Linked DNA regions of Mus musculus: region 2 is linked to region 1. A link is a contact called in ENCODE Hi-C or POLR2A ChIA-PET data. All regions are on one chromosome and are shown on one strand. Each heading gives the region's core, a stretch centred on a gene start or an enhancer-like site at or near the end of the contact. The rest is flanking DNA. Distances are from core to core; before and after follow the strand shown. Region 1 holds the start of Sdha (succinate dehydrogenase complex, subunit A, flavoprotein (Fp)). Region 2 holds the start of Zfp72 (zinc finger protein 72).

Region 1 (6,979 bases), core at 1,773-4,272:
CTGGTTTTATGATGATCCTGAGAAGCCAAACAAAATGGTTTGACTGTAGAGGCCTAACTAAATCATAAAATTTCTAGATATACCAGTAAAACACTAAAAACAACTCATCCAAAGAAAAGATGTATTTTACTATGATGCTTCATGTATTTTTCCTAAGAATTTCTACAAACTTTATAGAAGTCAGCTGCCCTTGTTCTTATTTTTCCTTTAAACGTGAGTCACATCAGTGTATTGGAACCATGCAAAGCAAAACAAAGGCAAAATAAATCTGATGAGTTGATAACTTGAAAGTGTTTGTCAATATAGAAAACCTTGACAGGACAATACAATTCCTTGTCTTCAGCACTTCTCAGTCGATAGTCACAAATTTCTTTTTCTGCTAACTTGATTCTGTTCTTTGGTAAACTCAAATTCCTCATTAAAAAAAAAAACAAAAACAACAAAAAAAACCCCACAAACTTCAAATGCCAACAAATATTCAGTTAGAGGGCAGAATTTTCATAAGAACAGCCATCCTCATAAAGAGACTTTCTTAAAACCAAAAGGCGTACTTTAAGAGGTGCCATTTGTGTGTCAATCCTGTTTTTCCTGTCTTATTATCCTGCTTACTGGTTCTTAACCACAGAACAGTTATGAAGCACCACCACAAAGGAGGTAACATGCTGCAGCTAATATGATTCAACTAAGGGAGGTTTGAAAGAAATAGTTTCCAATTATGCCCCTATGCAAAGAAAGTTGTGCAGCCTGGTCTCACATGCTTAGAACCGTACTCTCACTTTCAACTGGAATTTTACTCCAGACTGAAATCAAAGTCAATATCTAGGTCTTAGTCTCCAGAGGAATCACTGAGCACCAGCCTAGGACGAGGACACTGATGTACAAGAAATGAAGCAAAAGGATTGATTTTATAAAGGATTTATTAAAAGGCTTGCTTAGGAGACATTAAGTCACACAAAATAGTATTTAGCTAAGGAAGTGTTGCCTTCAAAAATACCTCAAAGATATGACTATAGTAACCAGGTGTACTGGCTAGTTTTGTGTCAACTTGACACGGCTGGAGTTATCACAGAGAAAGGAGCTTCAGTTGAGGAAATGCCTCCATGAGATCCAACTGTAAGGCATTTCCTCAATTAGTGATCAAGGGGGAAAGGCCCCTTGTGGGTGGTGCCATCTCTGGGCTGGCAGTCTTGGGTTCTATAAGAAAGCAGGCTGAGAAAGCCAGTGGAAGCAAGCCAGTAAAGAACATCTCTCCATGGTCTCTGCATCGGCTCCTGCTTTTTGACCTGCTTGAGTTCCTATCCTGACTTCCTTTGGTGATGAACAGCAGTATGGAAGTGTAAGCTGAATAAACCCTTTCCTCCCCAACTTGCTTCTTGGTCATGATGTTTGTGCAGGAATAGAAACCCTGACTAAGACACCAGGCCTGTTGGACATAAGTAAAATTAAGGATTCTAGGATGTAAATGTTTCTTCAGCAGGATTGAGCAGCCATTAGACTCTTTCCCTTAACAAAGGAGACAAACCGAATTACAACTAGTAAGCCCATTTCTCTTTCAAAGACCATTCCTCTAGAAGGCAGTCCCGGGTGACAATAAACTTTAAATATGGTATTCCATAAAGCTCCACTTCTCTTCTTAACAAAGCCTAATTCTGACAGCTGGACGAGATGCCCATAGGCAGGAACAATAAAGATGCACTTAAAAACAATTCAGGCAATGAAAAATACCTTTGCTGTGCAAATCTCCCACCTGCCTAAGTGGCCAGACTTGCAGTCTCCTGTCTCTGTCTAAACTGGTCAAAGCATAAACTGGATCTGGAATAGGAAAGGAATTTAAGGATGCCAACATATGTGGTAAGCATAAACCTAAGGTGTATACAAGTTAATAAAAATCTTCTATCCTTGACTGTTCCTTTTGGGCATTAGCCAGAGCTGGGCTCAGACTATCATTATTTTTTTTTTTTTTCCTTGAGTGTGTGGAGTGAATCCTGGGCATGGGGTGGGCTCACCTATTTCTGCTACAAAAGAATTCTGCTACAATTATAGGTGGCTGACTTATTATCTCCTGTAAAGGGCTTCAATGATCAGGACTTAAAACCCTTCTTGCAGAGCCCAAGGGATAGAGGTGGAAGTAGGAGTTTGTGGCAGCAAATACAAATCACAGAAATTATCAAGGTTTGAAAATGCCTTCTGGCCTTGCAAGAATAGCTGCCAACTAACCCTTGAACATTTCATTGAACATGCATTTTAATATCTATTTCAGAAAATAGACAACTGCAGCCATAATTTGATGCACAATGCAAGTCGATACTGTTCAATGTCTTAGGGCCTTTACTTTGTAATTAAATTGTTAAGTAGGTAGGTGAGACAGAACTTTAAAGAACCCAACCTGTCAAATTTAGTTTACGTTAATAAAACCCTAGGAGTGTGACGAATAACAGGTGACCGGCAAAGAGTGCACTGAGACAAGATCTGACAATCTGGGAGGCCAACATCAGACCCCTGCAACCCTGAGTCACTGTGTACCTCTTCAAATGCAAAAAGAAGTCGCAAGACTGGATGAACACGGTGCAGAAGTCTCACCTGGTATCTTCAAATATCTCTTTGATATTTAAAAACAGTAGCTAAGGCCACTACACAAAACCTGTAAGCTCATCACTTATAAGTCTTAGTGTCGACACCCAGACTACCAACGGATTACTCGCAGACCCGTCCGCATCCAGAATGCAACAGGCCGGTCCCTCCCTTTAACCTTGGAGAACTTCGCTAGACCAAGACGGGGAAGGCCAGACTCCACGCCCGCGACCTCGGGGTCGTGACCTTCGCCGGAAAGCAGTCGGCTTCGGCCCACTGCACCTTCCCAGACTCAGGCCAACTCGGGTGGAATCGTGGCGCACTCCTAGCGCCTGCCATTTCGTGGCACTAACTCACCGCCCCAGTTAACGCCAAGCGCCGCCCGCGAAGAAGCCTCGAAACTGCGCCAACCCCGGCCATGTCTGCCTTCCCGCAAGCCCCAGCGACAGACTGCGCTTGCGCACCGAGTCGCGCGGGTGTCGGGCTTGGAAGATTCTGCGCCTGCGCAACACGCCCCTCCTGGCTCGCGTGAGTGGTGGTGCGCCTGCGCCCTGTAAACGCGGCGGTGGCAACACGTCTGAGGTAGGGTGGCAGCAACGCTGATGGGCTCTGCTCCAGGGGTAAGTGAGGTGCCAATGTCTTTAAAGTGCTTCTCGGGTGGTTCTTGTTTGCCAAAACAGAGAGGGTCGGATGATCTGGAGAGATGGAAGTAGGGTCCTGGGGCGGAGATCGCAAGCTCCATAAGAGCCCGTTTTGTTGGGCGCTTGAATCTCAACTAATGGGGGGGGGGGGGGGTACATACTGCCCTGGACTTCTAGAGTAGGTAGGAATGATGTCTTGGTGGCTGGACAAGGAGCAGCTAGCTGCACTGGGCTACGTAAAAGCCAGGATACTGAACTAGAAACTATATCCAAAGCTTTCGTCTTCGTTACAGCAGCTGGGAAGCTGGAGGCCCGGCCTGTTGTCATCCTGAAAGCTGCTTAGATCGTGGCTAGCATCCCATATTGCAAACGCGCTCTCATTTGATCACTTTCAGATAGTTTTTCTATTTTTCTAGTGAGTATAGCTGAAATGTTCGGTGGAATTAAATAGCATAAAAAGTAAACCAATAATCGTAATTGTTTCCTGAATTTTCAGTTAATATTAGATTAAGGTTTTCCTCTTGGTGCACAATCTTTATGACCATTATTTTGAATTGTTTAAGTTTACAATGAACCGTTCCCATTTTATTTCTTTGTTTTTTTATTAATAAATAAGGAAATATGGAATATATTCATGCACAACACTTTATATTTTGAATTATTTCCTTGAACTTTATAACCCCAAAATGGATGTTGTTGGTGCAGAGGAAATAAATATGACAGCTTACCCTACAAGGGTTCTGCGTTGGTGGGTTCAACCAACTGCAGATAAAATATATTTGGGGAAAATGTGTCTGTTCGGAGTATGTACAGACTTTTTTTTTAACAAGGGGGAAAATAAAACAGATGAACTACTTAAGTGCCTTTATACCTTATTAGGTATCGGTGACTTAGAGATAAAGTATTGAGCAGATTATATTCAAATACAGCATTGTATATGGGAGCCTTGGCTATCTTCAAGGCTTTTGGTATGAGATGGGGCTCCCCATCAGATATCTGATGGATGGCTATACATAGTAGGAGGTTTTTGAAAGTTGCCTGCTTTTAGTGTGTGTATGTGTGTGTGTGCATACATACATATATATATATGTATATACACATACATATTTCTAAATTAGGCATCTACCATACGTCATACGTATTAATTCTATAGTTCCTATAAACCGTTACATTCTGAGCCATGTATTATGGTTATATATTTATTGTTCATTATTGTGCATCTTAACATGTTAAACAAGGTTTGTTAAAAACACTAAAACTTTCAAAATTTGGGTTGAATTACGTATTTCTTACATGGATCTTGGTTAACTATTTTGTGTTTATTGTATTTGTACATATAAGCAAGCTGAATGTTTTTATGACTTTACAGTATGAGAACACCCATCGAATATGGGTACTTTTTATTTTATTTTTATTTATTTGAGACAGAGACTCTCTGTATAGACCTGGCTCTCCACTATGTAGACTAGACTATCTTCAAACTCAAAGAGATCAGCCTGCCTCTGCCAACTTGAATTCTGAGATTAAAAGCATGCACTAACATGCCTGGCTAATATGGGTAGTTTGTAAACTAGTAAATTTATATTAATATTGGTATCCAGCCTAGTTTGTGAGTTATACCCTAATATGAAGCAAGGGATTTTTGTAATCCTGATCATGATCCTCATGTAAAAAGATTTTCTTTGATTTTTGTCTGTAGAAAACTGCTCATTCTTCAAACCCCAGGTCATATAAAGCAAATGTCTATTGTGGATTCACTTTTATTGTTTTATTGTTATCTCTGTACAACTGTATTAAAGTCTTACAGAGACAACCAATAAGAAACATGTACAGTCATGCATCACTTAGTTAACAGTGGAGACAGATTCTGACAAATGTATTGATAGGGGATTCCAATTTTATGTAAATCCAAGAGTGAGTTGAGCCTGCTCTGACATTAAGCAATATTAACGTGGAACTGCTTTATGTGTAGCTCATTGTCAACTGTAATTTTTTTAGGGTTTGTGATGGTATGTGTGCAGTAAAATGACATTTGATTTATTATAAATAATCAGTATAGGCACCCAAATGCTTACCATCATACAGAAACACTTCTCAGGCACTCCTCGAATGATGTCTAACCAATTAGCTGGGCATGCTGAGATGCCTTTTTTTGGTCATGTTGACACACAAGATAATAATCATTACAACAACCACACATCTAAACATGAAGGGAAAAATCACTACATTCTACTTGTACTTCACTTGAGACATGCCTCCCTCCCACACAACACTGTGACTTCTTGAAATCACATAGGATGCCATGCTGTGCAGCACATACAGCTGAAAATTATTTTCTTGACTAAAATAATGTATATAGATGATATAACCATAATAGCCATGCTCTTTCTTTTATATAGTTAATATCTTTTTTCATTTTCTTCAAGGTATAGCTCCATGAATAACTTAAACGACCCCCCAAATTGGAATATCAGGCCCAATGCCAGGGCTGATGGGGGTGATGGAAGCAAGTGGAATTATGCCCTATTGGTGCCAATGCTCGGATTGGCAGCATTTCGTAAGTTATGGTTTTCTGGTTCAAAATTATGCCAGGAGTACCCGGGTTGCTGTCTTTAGGATTTGGCCAGTACAGTGCGGTTTTATCCTATACAGTGGCTCTGTGACAGAGTTAGCCTTTCTGATCCTCAGTTTACCTATTCCTAGAAGGTAGCTTATCCTGCCTCAATACATTGTGAGGATTAAATAATGCAGAAGCATTTGGTGTAGGTTAGGTTTTAATAAGCTTTAGCTTTCTCCCATTGCTTACTGTTCTAAGGGGACTTCTTTGCCTTAATTGCCTTCCTTGGGACCTACAGAAAAACTGACCTGAAAGAAAGCCAGTTAGGATATATGTTTAGTATATTTAAAGTCAGTATTTGGGCAAGCTTGCCCAAGGGTGGGGGAACTACAGGCTAGAAATCCTCACATTTAAATTAAGTAAACACCACTGAGACTCTTATGAGTCATATACGTACATGCTCACACGCTCTCTCCCTCTCTCTGAACTATACCTTGAAGAAAATGAAAAAGATACTAACTATATAAAGAAAGAGCATGGCTATTATTGTTATATCATCTATATACATTATTTTAGTCCAGAAAATAATTTTCAGCTGTATGTGCTCCACAGCATCGCATCCTATGTGATTTCAAGAAGTCACAGTGTAGTGTGGGAGGCATGTCTCAAGTGAAGTATATCTTTACCTGTGATGGGGACACATCACTGATATAGTACTGGCTTATATTACTTCATGTCTTGTGGTCCTGGTTGTCATCTAAGAATATGAGAACTGATGATTCAGTAAACCTAAAGCAAATACTGTCCTATATGTGTAGTGATCATTCTGCTCAGTAGCTTTTTATGTGCCCGAAATTCTTAGTTCAGAAGTTTGCCATGGAGAAAGTAGGGAGTGTCTTAGTCAGGTTTTCTATTCCTGCACAAACATCATGACCAAGAAGCAAGTTAGGGAGGAAAGGGTTTATTCAGCTCACACCTCCAAACCGCTGTTCATCACTAAAGGAAGTCAGGACTGGAACTCAAGCAGGGCAGGAAGCAGGAGCTGATGCAGAGGCCATGGAGTGGTGCTGCTTATTGGCTTGCTTCCCCTGGCTTGCTCAGCCTGCTTTCTTATAGAACCCAAGACTACCAGCCCAGGGATGGTCCCACCCACTAGGGGTCCTTCCCTCTTGATAAACAACCAAGAAAATGTCCCACAGCTGGATCTTAT
Region 2 (6,979 bases), core at 2,719-5,218, 41 kb after region 1:
TCTTCATAATCATATCTTATAAAGGCATTTTCTCAATCCAGGCTCCCTCCTTTCAGATAACTCTAGCTTGTGTCAAGTTGTCCTAAAACTAGCCACCATAGTGACTCATGGGCTGAATATTTTCTATGACAATTATAGAAATACATTGTGCTTTTGTTCTATTGGTACACGAACTCTAGACAGAACACCATACCTCACTGTAACACATCTATCCAAACATCATGGAAAGTATGTATCTTATAACACATGATAATATAGGGAAAATGTACATAGATTTCTTATCAAGTAATTTTCCAGTAATGTTACCCAGTGTTGGTTCTACCTGTGTCTGAATGCTCAGACAATATGTTCTAACAATGAACTATACTTCATCTTTTGATTAGGTTTGTTCAAACAAACATTAGAATATATGATTTAAATATTCTCTTCCATTGCTGGTTATATCATTGGGCATAGATATAGTGTGTAGAACTCCATGGCCAGAACGCATGCCCTAGGCAAGGGTAGGCACAAACTACTACACACGTGAGGGAAGCCATCTTAAACCAACCAGTCTAAGTCAGGGTACCAGATGAATAAAGCATCATTGTGATCTAGCCAACACTAGCCCAGGAACTGTCAAATGAATAAGATGCAAAGTGCAAAATCATGCTAAACAAACCTTTTTATTTTTAAACTAACTACCAAAAATTTGGGGTTTTTTTACATAATAAATATAAACAAATATCTCATAACTAAAACTCAATGACTTAAACAGAAATATACCAAGCAGATATTCTCAAATTATACAACAAATATAACCGGAAGACTTTCTTAAACACCTGTACAAGATCTGAAAATGACAATGAATGTTAACTGTATGAAGTTTTGTTAGGTTACTGGTGTGAAGACAGATGGTATGAGCCATTAAAAAAAAGTACATCCATTAAGTATATTGTAGAAGACACACATACATACACATGCACACACACATACACACCACATACCACACACACACACATACACACACACACACACACACACACACACACACACACACACACACACTCACACCACACATGCTCAGAAGCCAGAGAACCTTAGATCCCCTTCTTCAGGCATCAACTACCTTTTATTTGGGACAAGGTCACTTACTAGTCTGGAACTCTAAGAAGTGAGCATGGCTGGCTGGCCAGCAAGCCCGAGAGATTCACCTGTCTGCATCTCCCCCAGGGCAAAATTACAAATGCTTGCCACCACTGAAGAAGGGGTGCTAGCAGGCCTAAGCAAGGCAATCATTACAGACAATGATTTTGCAGACAAATGGTTTTGAGGTTTTGCCCTTTTATCCCCTTTCCTCTTCCTTGCTAAAAGTCCTTACATTCCTAAAGCAAGCCTCCAAGGTCTATTTCCTTATTTACCACTGAGCCTTCCATAGCTGGTTTGTCGTTTGTTTGTCTTTTCAGTGCTTGGGATTGGGCCCAGGAATTTGCACATGCTGGAGTTATATACCTCAACCCTGCCAAGGATGATCTTGAAGCTCTGATTCTCCTGCCTCTACCAACCAAACGCCTTGCTGTCAGGCATGCACCCCAAATTTTACTTATGTAAAAATCAAAAACATACCCAGAAACCTAGAATACCCAAGATACAATTTCCAAAACACAAGAAAATCAAGAAGAAGGAACACCAACGTGTAGATACTTCATTCCTCCCTAGAATAGGGAATAAAATATCCATGGAAGGAGTTGCAGAGACAAAGTTTGGAGCTAAGACGAAAGGATGGATCATCCAGAGACTGCCCTACCTGGGGGTCCATTCCATAGTCAGCCACCAAATGCAGACACTATTACATATGCCAGCAAGATTTTGCTGAAAGGATCCTAATAAAGCTGTCTCCTGTGAGGCTTTCCCAGTGCCTGGCAAATACAGAAGTGGATGCTCACAGTCATCTATAGGATGGAACACAGGGCCCCCAATGGAGGAGCTAGAGAAAGTACTCAAGGAGCTAAAGGGGTCTGCAACCCTATAGATGGAACAACAATATGAACTAACCAGTACCCCCCCAGAGCTCGTGACTCTAGCTGCATATGTAGCAGAAGATGGCCTAGTCCGCCATCATTGGGAAGAGAGGCCCCTTGGTCTTGCAAACTTTATATGCCCCAGTACAGGGGAACACCAGGGCCAAGAAGTGGGAGTGAGTAGGTAGGGGAGCAGGGCGGAGGGAGCGTACAGGGGACTTTTGGGATAGCATTTGAAATGTAAATGAAGAAAATATCTAATAAAAAAATAAAAAACATAAAATGTGTTTTTAACTTAATATGTTACTGTAATAGATTTTAAGAAAACAGTTTTCTGCATATGCATCAGGCAATATATTTTCTCTATTTTAAATAATGTTTCATAGACTATTATTATTTTTCTGAGTATCAGAGAAGCCAATGAGAACTGTCTGGTTATTTTTCTTATAAAGTTTATATAATCCACAAAAATATTGGTATTTAAGATAAGGTGGTTAAAAGCACATACGTGTTCTAAGCAGAGTTTAATGCTATAAAAAACGCTCATAACAAATGAACATGGTGTGACTTAATTAAAAGTGGCAAAATAGTAAAAACCAGAACAAGACATTAGGAGTTTAGTATCTACAAATCTTGAGGCCCTGAGCAAGTCAGATCTCTTTGAATCGATTTTTCACCTTTCAGACAAAGTATAAATATATTGGCACATCTTCCCAGGAAGAACTGTCATGCACACGGAGCATCAGTGCATTAGATGCCACATGAAGTGATAGAGTGAGAGCTTAGACTCTGTAGATAACGTGGATAGATGGAAGAAAAGAAATTGAGTATAGATAGTATAGACCGGGTTTATCAGGTATGTCAGGTGATGCGCCTGTGCCCTCCTTAGTCTCCTCTTGAACTTTAGTAAATAATCCCTAAGATTATGCACAACACAACTCTCCTGAAAACCGCTCCAAAGCTTCCAACACCACACAGCCCCTGATAGGTATTTGTTTTAACTCTAGAGCGTAGGACCTTTAAAAAAAAAAAAAAAGATTTATTTTATTTATAGGAGTACTGTAGCTATCTTCAGACACACCAGAAGAGGGCGTCATATCCCATTACAGATGGTTGTGAGCCACCATGTGGTTGGTGGGAATTGAACTCGGGACCTCTGGAAGAACAGTCAGTGCTCTTAATCTCTGAGCCATCAACGATTGACTGGACTAAGCAAATCTAAGATGGTCCTCTCTCTGGGATTTTTATCTCTATATGGAAGTGTTGCTTTGAAGGTTCATGTCAGGTTATTTAACCTCCAAGGGGTCCCTTTTAAAATCTGTAATGATTTATTCCACAGAAAACGGAATGACTTTCCAATATATCAACTTCCCCCACAGAACTCTGCCCCCCGCCCCGAAACTGTTTTTTATAAACTGTTAAAGAGTACTAGGCGGGCTAGAGACCACACTTGGTTAAATATGACAAAAATCCCACAACAGTCATGTAAGTCTCATTAAGCTGGTAACACGATCTTTCAATAGCAAACCTTTATACACCTCCCAAGATCAGGTGGTCAGCTAACAGAGCCCCATGAATGATTTGAGAGGTAGGGGTGGGGCAATCCCGGACTCTACCCGAGCCATCTTAAAAGCACATGGAAGACAACTGGCAGCACACTACATTGTAATAGAGTGAACATTGAAAGAACTGTTTCAACCATCCTCTCTCCATCCTGACCCGGTAACCCAGCCTAGGTCGCAAAAACCTTCAGAACAAGTTCTATCTGATTTAGATCCACCCACGTCTCCCTCCCTGTCCAACCTGCAGAATGCCTCCGGCTTGTAGGACTCCTCTCTCCTCGCTGGGAGCTACCTTCAAGATCAAATAATCCAAACCCAAGTTTGTAGACTAGCGAACGGTACATCCACAGGACCGAACTCTAGGGAATATCCTTGCGACCTAGGTGCACACAAGGAATGCCAAAGCTGCGTTTCCAGGGCCCTTGCTTGTGACGTCACACCATGCGAGACTACATTTCCCACAAGTCTGTGAGAGGAAATTTTAGAAACTCATGAAAGGATTTGAGTATTTCCTGGTTTTTTAGCTCTGCTTTCTGAGATTGAGGATGTCATTAAAGCAACCAGTCACCAAGCACTGAGTAACTACAGATAAATATCATGTTCTTTTTTAATTTGTAGAACTACAAAATGAATTCATTGAGATGTCTGAATGTGATTAAACCCTTTCTTATTTATTCATTTTACCTACTATTTCTGGTTATTGTAGCTTAAAACCATATGCCTACTTATAGATGCTTATTGTAGCATGGAAAATTAACATAATCATCTAGATTTTTCTTGAAGATACTTACTAAACAAACAATAAACCAAAGTCCCACTCTGGCTTCCTGCCCACACGATAATTAGGTATAGTAGTATGACCAATTAACCCTTTCCACCTGACCCCTAAATTCCCTTTTATACCCTATTGGTGAAACAATGAAGTTGACCTGACACACTTCACTGGTCTCAGGAGATCATTCTATAATACAACCATCTCTAGCCTGTCTGCCATGGTTTACTCCTTTTGTCTTCACTGGTGGCTAACAACCACCCAAGGAGAAAGAAGACCCACATTAAGGCTATCGTCCTCAGTGGTTCACTAGGAAAAAAGTTGCTTCCTTTTTCTGAGATTTTTTTGTTCCTGTTGTTATTTACATTTCAAATGTTATCCCCACCACCCAGTTTCCACTCCGCAAACCCCCTATCCCATCCCCCATTGCTTCCATGAGGGTGCTCGCCCACCCAGCCACCCTAGCATTCCCCTATGCTTAGACATCGATCTTCCACAGGACCAACGGCCTCTCCTCCAATTGATGCCTGATAAGCTACATATGGAACTTGGAGCCATGGGTCCCTATATATGTACTCATTGATAGGTGGATTAGCCCCTGGGAGCTCTGGCAGGTCTGCTTGGTTGATATTGTTGTTCTTCCTATGGGGTTGCAAACCCCTTCAGCTCCTTCAGTACTTCCTCCAACTCCTTCATTGGGGTCCCTGTGTTCAGTCAGATATTTGGCTGCAGGCATCCCCATCTGTATTGGTCAGACTTTGGCAGGGCCTCTCAGGGGACTGCTATACCAGGCTCTTGTCAGCAAGCTCTTCTTGGCATCTGCAATGGTGTCTGGGTTTGGTGTCTGTAAATGGGATGGATACCTAGGTGGAGGAGTTTCTGGATGGCCTTTCCTTCAGTCTCTGCTCCACTCTTTGTCCCTCATTTCCTTTAGACAGGAGCAATTCTGTGTTAATATTTTTGAAATGGGTGTATAGCACCATCCCTCAACTGGGGACCTACACTAACTACTGGATATGGAATCTATAGGTTCTATCTCCTCTTTTTGGGGTATTTCAGCTAATGTCATCACTGTTGGGTCTTGGGAACATCTTGCATCCCTAGGATCTGGGACTGTCTAACAGCTACCCCAGTTCCCCATCTCCCAGTGATACACACCTCAGTTCAAATTCTTGACCCTCTTCACTTCTTCCCCCCATCTCCTCCCACAGTGATTCTGCCCCCACTTTCCCTCCCCCTCCTCTCTCCCTTCCAGCTCCCTCCTTCCCTCTCCCTTGATTAGTGATTATTTTGTTTCCTCTTCTAAGTAGGACTGAAGCATCCATACTTTGGTCTTCCTTCTTCTTGGGCTTCATGTGGTCTGTGAGTAGTATCATGGGTATTCTGAGCTTTTTGGATAACATCCACTTATCAGTGAGTACATACCATATGTGTTCTTTTGTGACTGGGTTACCTCACTCAGGAAGATATTTTGTAGTTCCATACATGTGCCTAAGAATTTCATGAAGTTATTGTTTTTAACAGATGAGTAGTACTCTATTGTATAAATGTACCACATTTTCTGTATCCATCCCTCTGTTGAGAGACATCTGGGTTGTTTCCACCTTCTGGATATTATAAATAAGGCTGCTATGGACATAGTGGAGCATGTGTCCTTGTTATATGTTGGAGAATCTTTTGGGATATTCCCAAGAGTGGTTTAGTTGGGTCCTAAGGTAAAACTATTTCCAATTTTCTGGGGAACCACCAGACTGATTTCCAGAGTGGCTGTACCAGCTTGTGATCTCACCAGCAATGGAATGTTCCTCTTTCTCCACATCCTCACCAGCATCTGCTGTCACCTCAGTTTTTGATCTTAGCCATTTGGACTGGTGTGAGGTAGAATCTCAGGGTAGTTTTGATTTGCATTTCCCTGATGACTAAGGATGTTGAACTTTTTGGGGGGGGGGGGGGTTCGAGACAGGGTTTCTCTGTGTAGCCCTGGCTGTCTTGAAACTCACTTTGTAGACCAGGCTGGCCTCGAACTCAGAAATCCACCTGCCTCTGCCTCCCAAGTGCTGGGATTAAAGGCGTGGGCTACCATGCCTGGCTGTGGAACATTTTTTAAAGGTGCTTCTCAGCCATTCGAGATTCCTCAGCTGAGAATTTTTGTTTAGATTTGTACCCCATTTTTTAATAGGGCTATTTGGTTCTCTGGAGTCTGACTTCTTGAGTTCTTTGTATATATTGGATGTTAGCTCTCTATCGGATGAAGGGTTGGTAAAGATCTTTTCCCAATCTATAGGTTGCCCTTTTGTCCTATTGAGTGTCCTTTGCCTTACAGAAGCTTTTTAATTTTATGAGTTCCCATTTGTCTATAGTTTATCTTAGGGCCTGAGCCATTGGTGTTCTGTTCAGGAATTTTTCCACTGTGCTGATGTGTTCAAGGCTCTTTCCCACTTTCTCTTCTATTAGATTCAGTGTATCTGGTTTTATGTGGAGGCCCTTGATCCACCTGGACTTGAGCTTTGTACAAGGAGCTAAGAATGGATCAATTTGCATCTTCTACATACCAACTGTCACTTGAACCAGTATCATTTGTTGAATATGCTGTCTTTTTTTTTTTTTTTTTTTTTTTTTTTTGCACTGGATGGCCTTGGCTTCTT

Evidence for each region. A loop is a pair of places that touch in the nucleus more often than their neighbours do. ChIA-PET counts read pairs that join two places held with the same protein, here RNA polymerase II (POLR2A).
Region 2: a loop to region 1 is called in a map of heart, with 2.3 times the contacts of the local background. The contact joins the promoter of Zfp72 here to the promoter of Sdha in region 1. A Hi-C loop is called at or near these places in 1 of 37 maps with a recorded cell type or tissue (heart). POLR2A ChIA-PET finds 5 or more read pairs at or near these places in 3 of 5 experiments (Patski and embryonic stem cell).

The regions. Positions count from the first base shown.
Region 1 is chr13:74,347,218-74,354,196 of GRCm38, forward strand. It overlaps Sdha (succinate dehydrogenase complex, subunit A, flavoprotein (Fp)), which reads right to left and starts at 3,023. Exons shown (of 15, transcript NM_023281.1): 1 at 2,929-3,023. The coding sequence starts at 2,991. It overlaps Ccdc127 (coiled-coil domain containing 127), which reads left to right and starts at 3,100. Exons shown (of 3, transcript NM_001168659.1): 1 at 3,100-3,191; 2 at 5,639-5,769. The coding sequence starts at 5,649.
Region 2 is chr13:74,386,861-74,393,839 of GRCm38, forward strand. It overlaps Zfp72 (zinc finger protein 72), which reads right to left and starts at 3,969. Exons shown (of 5, transcript NM_001374038.1): 1 at 3,804-3,969.